Regions from separate parts of the Homo sapiens genome. Here region 2 is linked to region 1. Evidence: chromatin loops called from intact Hi-C (ENCODE). Cell type or tissue: A673. All regions are shown on one strand. Links, peaks and the distances in the headings refer to the core of each region. The heading gives the core; the rest is flanking DNA.

Region 1 (4,374 bases), core at 241-4,240:
CATCTCCTCCAGGCCCAGAGACAGGCAAGGGTTTTCCCAGGCCACACAGCAAACCAGGCAGAGGAAGAATTAGAACCAGGTCTCCGGGTTCCGGGCTGGCCCCTTCCCCCCAGCCTCAAACAGGGTCTTAAAGGATCTGCTGCCCGCGAGACCTCCGTCTGGGCGAGAGCGAGGTGAGTCTCTCCCTGGGGATGTGCAGCGGTGGCGTGTACAGGCCGGACACTGGCTCCATTCACGCCTCCTCGACACCAGAAGCGCACACCCACCCAAACACATGCCTGCAGCAGGGAGCAGACGGAGGCGGCGCCGGAGTGATTAACAGATCGGTGGCTTCAGGCAGCCACAGCCCCTGGCACGCACTGTTAGGGCTCGGCAGCTCCAGCTGCTGTGGCAAGCCCTGGACACCATCCACTCTGGGCACAGGTCGGGGAGACTTGGACCCTGGCCCTGGGGAAGGGTGTGGGAGACAGATGTGGCTCTGGGTGACAGGGGCTGGGTTTGAGGGAAACTCAGGGCTGTGGGCCAGAAGACAGGCTTGACCCAGCTGCGTAGGAGGGTCAGGGTGTCCGGAAGACTTCCTGGAGGAAGTGATCTTCGACAAAGGGCCGGTGGGAGGTAGGCAGGGGAGGAAGGGGGCAGGGAAAGAAGGCACGGCCTGTGCAAAGGCCGGGTGCTGGAGCGCAGACCCTGTCTGCAGTGGAGTCGGCTGACACCGGGAGAGCCAGGCTTCACAGCGGGCTTCCAAACCCTCCCGCAACTTTGGCCACCTCTGCCTGAGGAAGGCAGAGCAGCCCTCGGTGGGGAAATGTTGGGCAAATGAATAACAGAAGTGAGGTCATGGGGCCCGGACAGCCCCAGCCATGCACAGCCTGGTCGTGTTGAGTGAAGGGGACCCCTGGGGGAGGCTGAGAGAGGGTCTAGAGGGCAGAACCTGATGCCTCTGCTCTTGGTCCAGCAGGATGGGGAGGACCTCCGTCCTCACAGCAGGGGTGAGGCAGTGAGAGCATCCCGGGTGCCAGGAACAATGTAGGCAAAGGTGGGGCAGGGGCACCTGCAGGAAGGAGGGAGAGGGCAGACCAAAACAGCACCAGGTAAAGGAAGAGGCTGCCATGTCCTGGGAGCCCCAGATGCCAGCTCAGAATTCCCCCCAAAGTGTCTGACTCTGTGGGACCCTCAGGGATCCCAGCCCAAGGACTCAGGGTCCTGGAGGATGCCCAGGTGGGGACCAGGCCCGGGCAGTGGATTCCAGGGAAGGAGGCGAACAGGCAGGCAGAGGAGAGGGAGCCAAGGCCCCGCCCTCCAGAGGGGCTCAGTACCCTCCTCCCGGGGACCCCAACATAGCCCCAGGACACATTCTCTAATCAGCCCCACTGATGAAGCCGGCCTGAGCTGGACTGCTCCCCTCTGCTTGCTCACTCCCTCTCTGTTTGTTCGCAGCAATTACACCGCCTTGTTGGGAGTGTGGATCTATGGATTTTTCGTGTTGATGCTGCTGGTTCTGGACCTTTTGTATTACTCGGCAATGAACTACGACATCTGCAAGGTCTACCTGGCACGGTGGGGCATCCAAGGACGATGGATGAAACAGGACCCCCGGCGGTGGGGGAACCCCGCTCGGGCCCCTCGGCCGGGTCAGCGGGCCCCACAGCCGCAGCCTCCCCCAGGCCCGCTGCCACAAGCCCCACAGGCCGTGCACACATTGCGGGGAGATGCTCACAGCCCACCGCTGATGACCTTCCAGAGTTCGTCTGCCTGGTGAGTGGCTACAATTGAGACCCAGAATGATTTGGGTCATTGTCTTTGGAGAGCTTGGAGAATACGCCATCACTCTCGCCATAGTGTTTGGCTCATTGGTTGCCTGATTGTTTGCTTATCTTGTTGTTTGCCAAGAAAAATTTCAAACTGTTATGGGTAGCCTACAACACATGCCTAGACAGGAAAGTCAAAATGAGAGGTGGAAACAGAGCTTAGAAGCAAAGCTTGCAAGCTCATTGCGCTTAGAGCCCAGTGTGAGAGAGGTAACCACTAAACATTTAGTGGAGTTTTGGGTTACCTAGCTGCCAAGGCAAAGGGGAAAACCGGATGGCTTTTTGAGTTGTAAATCTGGCCAAAGGAAGCAAATCAGTCTGTCCAGCCAGATTTTTCAGCATGAGGTTAGAAAATACAAATGTTACTTAGTTCCTTATGTGTACATGCCTTGTATGGCATGAGGGGTACTAGTTCTGACTCAGGCAGGCTGTGAAGGAAGGAAGGAAGGAAGGAAGGAAGGAAGGAAGGAAGGAAGGCAGGAAGGCAGAGAGGTGGCATCTCAAGGGTTGGCCTTGTGGGGTGGCTGCCCCAGGGTTATGTTCAGATCTGAGCTTGTCTACTGCAATTCCCATTTCCGCCCAGTTCCAGTATGGTGGGGATGGGCCTGACCTAATCCCAGGCGGCCCTGGGTAGTGCAGCATCTAGAGTTGGAAGGGGAGAGGCAGGGTCTGTGCGTTTGGAGCAGGAACTCCCTGGGAGGCTGGCTAGCACCAAGGACAGGAGCCAGACTGAGGGTCGATTCCCAGGTCAAGGGCTAGAGTGAGAGGTTCGGATGCTCTGTGGGGGCTGAGCTGCAGCCATGGGCACACAGGGCTCAGGGCACGTCATCCAGGGACATCATGATACCAAGCCCAGGCTGCAAGACCCATCCCAGAGCCCCCTTGCTGGAGGGGTGCAGGAGTTTGCCGCACAGTGACCCCTGGGTTCATGTGCAGGAGCTTTGCAGGTAACCTAACCTGGGTCTGAGTCCCGGCTCTGCCATTTACCTGCTCCTTGACTTCGGGCATGAGATTTCACCCCTCTTAACCTTCCGATCCTCGTGAAGGAGGAGTGGGTAAGACTGCCCCCTCCCAAGGATTAACTGTGCACCTACCTGGCACATAGTAGGTCCTCAGTTAATCCTTGCTGCCTCCTCTTTGGAGGCAGCAATGACGTGAGTTAGTGATCGTTCACATAGCTAGCAGGTAGTGACCTTTTCAATTATTATTAAATAATTAATAAGATGCATAAATCAGCTTGTGCTTATCGATTGAATAATGACACCATCCATCACACAGGAGACAAAGACACAGCCCTGTGTGGCTCGGTTTGACAAATGCTGGCAGAGTGGGTCCTTGGGCAGGGGTTTGTGCCAGGCTCTGGGGGATGTGGAGGTGATGGGTAGAGAAGAAGCCAGCCTCCACCCTTGAGCAGTGGGGACTCCAGAGAGCTACAGACAATAAAATGTCTGTTGGCAGGACCCAAGAGTGGGGTGTTCTGAAATGTGGATCCTTTGCAACAGACACACCTAGAGGGTTTGTCAAACTAAAGACCCAGAGCCTACTGACCAGGCATCTCTGAGGGTGATGCTCATAGGCACTACAGCTCAGGAGGCACTGGAAAACGTCTATAAGAGCCAAGCTTTTTGATAGCTGAGAATCTTCCGTTTAAAACGGTGGTCCTCCCCCACTCCCGCACCTTTTGCATGCACATACATTTGGAATAAATAGCTCACACCTCGCCGAACACTTGCCAAGGGGATGGAGGATGTCGTGAGCACCCTGCACTCAGCACCTGGGTGCTGTTTTCCTGCCCCGGCCTCAAGGTCTTCCATTTCCTACGTCACTGTGCTTGCTGCTAACAGCTCCCCGATCTCATCCTGCCCAGAACGTTTTTGCCTGTCTCAGCAGCAGTTCCCACCCTACCCCTGTTCCATATTGCTTTTCCCCAACAAGCACACATTGTGCACCTGCTGTGTGCCAGGCACTGTGCTATGCCATCAGGATGCAGAGAGCTTGCCAAGCCTGCAGGGATTGTGCACGGAGCCTGAGTGGGCAGCTGAGCTCCAGGTCCAGGTGGGACACTTTTCCTTTTGGAGCTCAGAGGCTCTTCGTCTTTCCTGACCGTCCTGAGTGCAGGCTCAGGAAGGTGTTCCCATCACCCTGTGAGCGTGAAAAAAGGTTGTCAGAACCCACAAAGGTGTGGTGCAGGATAAGGGAATAGCCAGTCCCTGGCTGGATTCACGGGCACCGTCCCACTCCCGCTGTGCTCTTTGACACGCAGCGTGACTCTGGGTGAGGAGCTTCCTTTTTGGGCTTCAGTTTTGCCAGTTGAGGAACCAACGTGAGAGGGGATTTCATTTGGAGATCAGGGAGGAGCCTCCTTTCCTGCCACTCCAAGGTCCTCCCAGCTGTGTGACCCAGGACATCTCCAGCATTATAGCTCTGACTGTAACCCGACTAGGTCCCTGGTCCCCGGGTGGCCCAGCCTCCATGTGGTGTCCCAGTCAATGAAACACCACTTGGCACCCAAACAGCCATTACAAACGCCCTCTGCGGCCCTCCTCGGGCACACTGGAGAATGTCC
Region 2 (4,374 bases), core at 293-4,292, 47 kb before region 1:
AACACACACACAGCACACACTTTCAACAGTCCTAGGTATACTCACAAACATACACATCTCACACATACCACACACACCACCACACACTATATATAACACACAGACACACCGTAAACATACATCACACACCTCATATACAGTACCACACAGACATATGACACACACAAGACACACACACCACTCACACACTCTCATATTCACACACATACCACACTCACAAAAAACACACAGCACTCACACACTCTCATATTCACACACATACCACACACACAAAACACACACCACTCATTCAGATTCTCTCATACACACATACATATTCACACATGTACCATACACCCCACACATTTAATACGCATACACAGAACACACATAGCACATGCACACACCAAACACCACATACAAATCACACATACAACACACACACACCACTCATACAACAAACACAACACACAACACACACATACACACACTATACACCACACACACAGACACCACACACACAACACACCCCATCCCAGCAACACAGGCGGCCTGCTGTGACACCCCTACACTTCCTCCCCTTGCTCAGCCCGCATCCCTCAACGCTGAGTGTCCCTGGCACTGAGAGCCTGAGACACGGTCCCTGCTAGGGCACAGATGACAGGCACCTCTCCAGCATAACAGCCAAAATCAGACGGGACAGTCTGGCAGGCACCTTCCAGCCCCGCCACCACCAGCACCGGGCACTTCTACCTGTTCCATGGCCTCTCTTGGCCTCAGTTTCCTCCGTCCCCCTCTTGGGATATTTGCCAGGCGCCAGGAGAAGTATCTCATGGGCCCAGTCTCATTTAGTCCTCGAGACACTCTATGCGGGAGGCAGTGCTGTGACCTCTTTAGGAAAGAGAACTGACGTTCAGGGAGCTTCTGTGCCGTGCCCAAGGCCACCTGGCCAATTAGGGACAAAGTGCCACCTTGCTACAAATCCCATGAGCCTTCCCACTGGGCAACACTGCCTGCCCCTGTGGCTGAGCAGGCACTGCCTCCCTGAACCCTCACTGTGACCCTGACCTCGCCCTGCTGGGGCATTCATGGGGTCCCTCTGCCCCTCCCATGAGCAGGGCCCACATCGGCTCCCTTGGAGGGAGATTGTGTCCTGCTTGGGCAGCTGCTCAAGCCAGGTCCACTGAAGACAGGAAGGGATGGACACCTGTGAGACAGGTGGGGAAACTGAGGCACTCCAACAGTGCAGGCTTCCTAGGGTGGGCGCCCCAGCACCATTCCCACTGTCCAGCTGGGTGCCTCGGGCATGAGGCTGAGCCTCCCTCTTATCTTTGAAAGGGGCCCAGGATGTGGCATCGGAAATGCCATCTGGATTCCCAGCCCCATCAGTGGGTCACGCGCAAGCTGTTGCCAGGCACCTCCCGCTGTCTTGGTTCCTCCTCAGTAAGGAGAGGGTGCAGCACTTGCCCTCGGTGCCTTCTCTTGATGTTTACTAAGGTACCTGTGAGGGGCCAAGGCTGGAGGACTGGGCCTGGACGTCAGGCAGACCTGGGCTTGAGCCCCGATTCTGCCCCTAGCTGGCTGTGTGGCTCAGAGCAGATGTCCTAACCTCTCTGAGTCCCAGCACCTCTGCTGTGAAGTGGGGAGGACGCTGCCCAGCACTGTGGTGAGGAACAAATAAAGCATAAAGAATACATCAAGTATAAAGGGCTCAGCCCAGTTTCTGGTGCGGTTCCATCAATGCTTAGAAAAATGAAATGAGGGCCACCATCTCAGGAGACCCAGGTGGGAGGATCTTGGGGCCAGTCCTCCAGGGGCTCCCTTCTCCCTCCTAAAATGCGGAATCGATAAAAGATCCTCATCTCCATTCTCTCTTGGGGCCCTCGAGGAGGCTGCAACCTTCTCCCCACGAGATCTCTTTACACCAGAGGTCTCCCGGCCAGGGACAGGGGAAGGTGGGGAAACGGGGGCTCACTGGCTTCGAGGCCACAGAAGGGCAAGCGCAGCCTTGTCCCGCAGGTGAGGGGCGAAATGGGGGGCAGACTGGAGCTGGGGGGCTGCCGGGTGGAGAGGGGAGAAGAAGCCGAAGAGGGGACCCCATGCAGTGGCCCAGGAGGGTCGGGAAGTGGGGCCTTTCCCACAGGAAACCCTGGCAGAGGAGCTTGTCTCATGTGAAGGGTTCTCGGCCCAAGCTGACCGTGACCCTGATCCTCCTGGCCAGGGTCTGGCTGGCAGGAATAACGTGGCTCCCAGACAAAGCAGGTGTATGTTCCATGGGGATGGGAGGACTGGGGAGTAGGAGACTGGGGTGGGAAGAGGAGAGGAAAAGGGAGTGGGGAGGAGGAGGAAGGAACAAAGGAGAGAGGAAGAACGCAGAGGAAGGAAGGAAGGAGGAAGGGAGGGAGGAAGGAAACGGGGCAGGAAAGCGGAAAGAGGGAAGGGAAAAGTAGAAGGAAGGAAAATGAGGAGGAAGGCGTGAAAGAACGGACGGAAAGGAAGTAAAAAGAGAGAAAGTGAGAAGCCACCGCAAACAGCAGGAGGGGAGAGAGAAAGAGCCAGAGGGGGAGAAAAGAGACCGCGAAAGAAAAAAAAAAAATGAGAGGAGGACGCAAGAGAGAGAGAGGGAGAGAGAGAGAGGAAGGGAGGAGAGAGGAAGGGAGAGAGAGGAGGGCGCAGGACGCGGCGGGCAGGGCGGCGGGAGCTCGGCGAGCCCGGGCGAGGGGGCAGCAGAGGGCGCGGCGCGGAGCGAGCGCCAAAGAGTGAAGTGGGCAGCGGCGGCGGCGGCGGCGGCGGCGGCGAGCGCGGGGCCCGGCGAGCATGAGCGCGGCGGCGGCGGCGGCGGGCGCGGCGCGGGGCTCGGGGCCGGCGGGCGGCCGGGCGGCGCGGGCCGCCGAGTAGCCGCGGGCGGCGACGGGGCATGCGGCCGGCCGCCGGACCCCCAGCCGGACCCCGAGCCGGACGCCGAGCCGGAGCTGCAGCCCCGGCCCCAGCCCCAGCCCCGGCCCCGGCCCCAGCTCCGCGCCGCGCCCGGCGCGCCTAGGAGCGGGCGCCTTCCGAGCGCCGATCAGGGAGCCCGGAGTCCCCGCGTCCCCGCAGCCCCCAGAACCCGGACAACTGTTGCGGCGGCGGCAGGGGCATCGCGGGGGCGTGGGCAGCCCCCGCACCCCAGCAGGCGGCTCCCGCGGGCGCCGGCTCCCGGCTACGAAGCGAGGAACGAGCGGGCGGCGGGCACGAGGTGAGCTGAGCCCCGGGGCGGGCAGGGCGGGGGCCGCGCGGGGGAGGGGCGCGCCTGGGCCGGGGTCCGAGAGCGGCGGGGAAAGGGGCCGGGGCGGAGCTCCTGGCGGAGGAGGGTCTGGGCGAGTGGGGGGCGGGGTCTGCGGCGCGGGGCTCCGGAGAAGGGGTGAAGGGTGGGCGCTTTGGGAGAGGCGGGTAAGGGGCATATGACGGGGGTCCGGGGCTCTTTAGAAAGGGGCTGGGGACGACCGGGGAAGGGTCCGGGGGCAGGAACCGTGCGGGACAGCCGGTGTTCGGCACTGGGGTCCGCGCCGGCGCTCACCAAGGTCGGGGTCGCTGAACCTTGGAGAGGAAGGGGCTGGGTTCCGAAGAGAGCAGTTCGGGGCGCACCGCGCCGGGACGCGGCGGCCGGGACCGGAATCCGCGTCCAAGGGGGGGACTGGCTTCCAAGAACAGAGTCGGGGAGCTCAGTGAGCTGGGAGCCCCGTGCGGGCTGCACGGGGACTGAGGGCCACGCTGCGGACCCAGAGGGGCCTGGGGGTCCCAGCTGGGCAGCGCAGGGGACGGGTAGAAGGACCCCTCCCAAGTGCGTGCCCCTGGGTCCTGGTCCGCCGCGCGGCCCCTGCGGAACCGCTGTCGCCTCCGGGGCCGAATCAACATTGATCCCGCGCCCGGGGCTGGGGTGGCCCGGCCCGGCGGCAGCCTCGGAAGCTCATTAGTGCCCGTGGTTGCCATGGCAACGAGACCCCAAGCGTCTCGAGGTTATATTTATTCTAATTATTATTATCATTATTAGTATTAGTATTTGTTACTCAGCCAGAGGAAAAAAAAACAGGGGGAAAAAGCCAGCGCGTCCTGGCGCCTGCAACTGTTACCTCTTTGGAAAGAGTCAAGAGGATGTGGGCAAACAAGGCCGGGTCCATGCCCCCTAGGGTCTCCCCCACTCTTGCTAGCTGCCCCAGCCTCACCCCTGGGGCCATCCGACAGGGAAGGGGAGTTATGTAATCTGCGGGAGAGCACCTCTGGGGATGCCTCTTTGTGTCTCCCCTACCTCTCTGGGCCTCCTGAGCCTGTTTTAAGTGATTGCACCTGTCACTTAAAGGCATCCCAGCCTAGGATGGGAAGAACACGAAGTGCCCCACACAGGGACTCTCTGGGGGT

Evidence for each region. A loop is a pair of places that touch in the nucleus more often than their neighbours do. Peaks named below come from ENCODE experiments on the same cell type or tissue, not always from the same donor. Only the 100,000 strongest peaks of a DNase experiment are listed, where the experiment ranks them.
Region 2: a loop joins it to region 1, with 6 times the contacts of the local background. A loop is called at or near these places in 1 of 110 quality-filtered maps.

Annotation. Positions count from the first base shown.
Region 1 is chr22:44,282,809-44,287,182 of GRCh38, reverse strand. SHISAL1 (shisa like 1) reads left to right here. Exons shown (of 5, transcript NM_001099294.2): 4 at 1,438-1,755. Among named protein-coding and RNA genes, the nearest start is that of SHISAL1, 28 kb to the left of the region's middle. In A673, for the core only: no CTCF peak of the experiment used is centred there; a DNase peak (open chromatin) is centred at 2,282; H3K27ac peaks cover 2,789 bases.
Region 2 is chr22:44,330,335-44,334,708 of GRCh38, reverse strand. It overlaps a transcript of SHISAL1 not described here. Among named protein-coding and RNA genes, the nearest start is that of SHISAL1, 20 kb to the right of the region's middle. In A673, for the core only: a CTCF peak has its summit at 2,632; no DNase peak of the experiment used is centred there; H3K4me3 peaks cover 289 bases; H3K27me3 peaks cover 2,255 bases.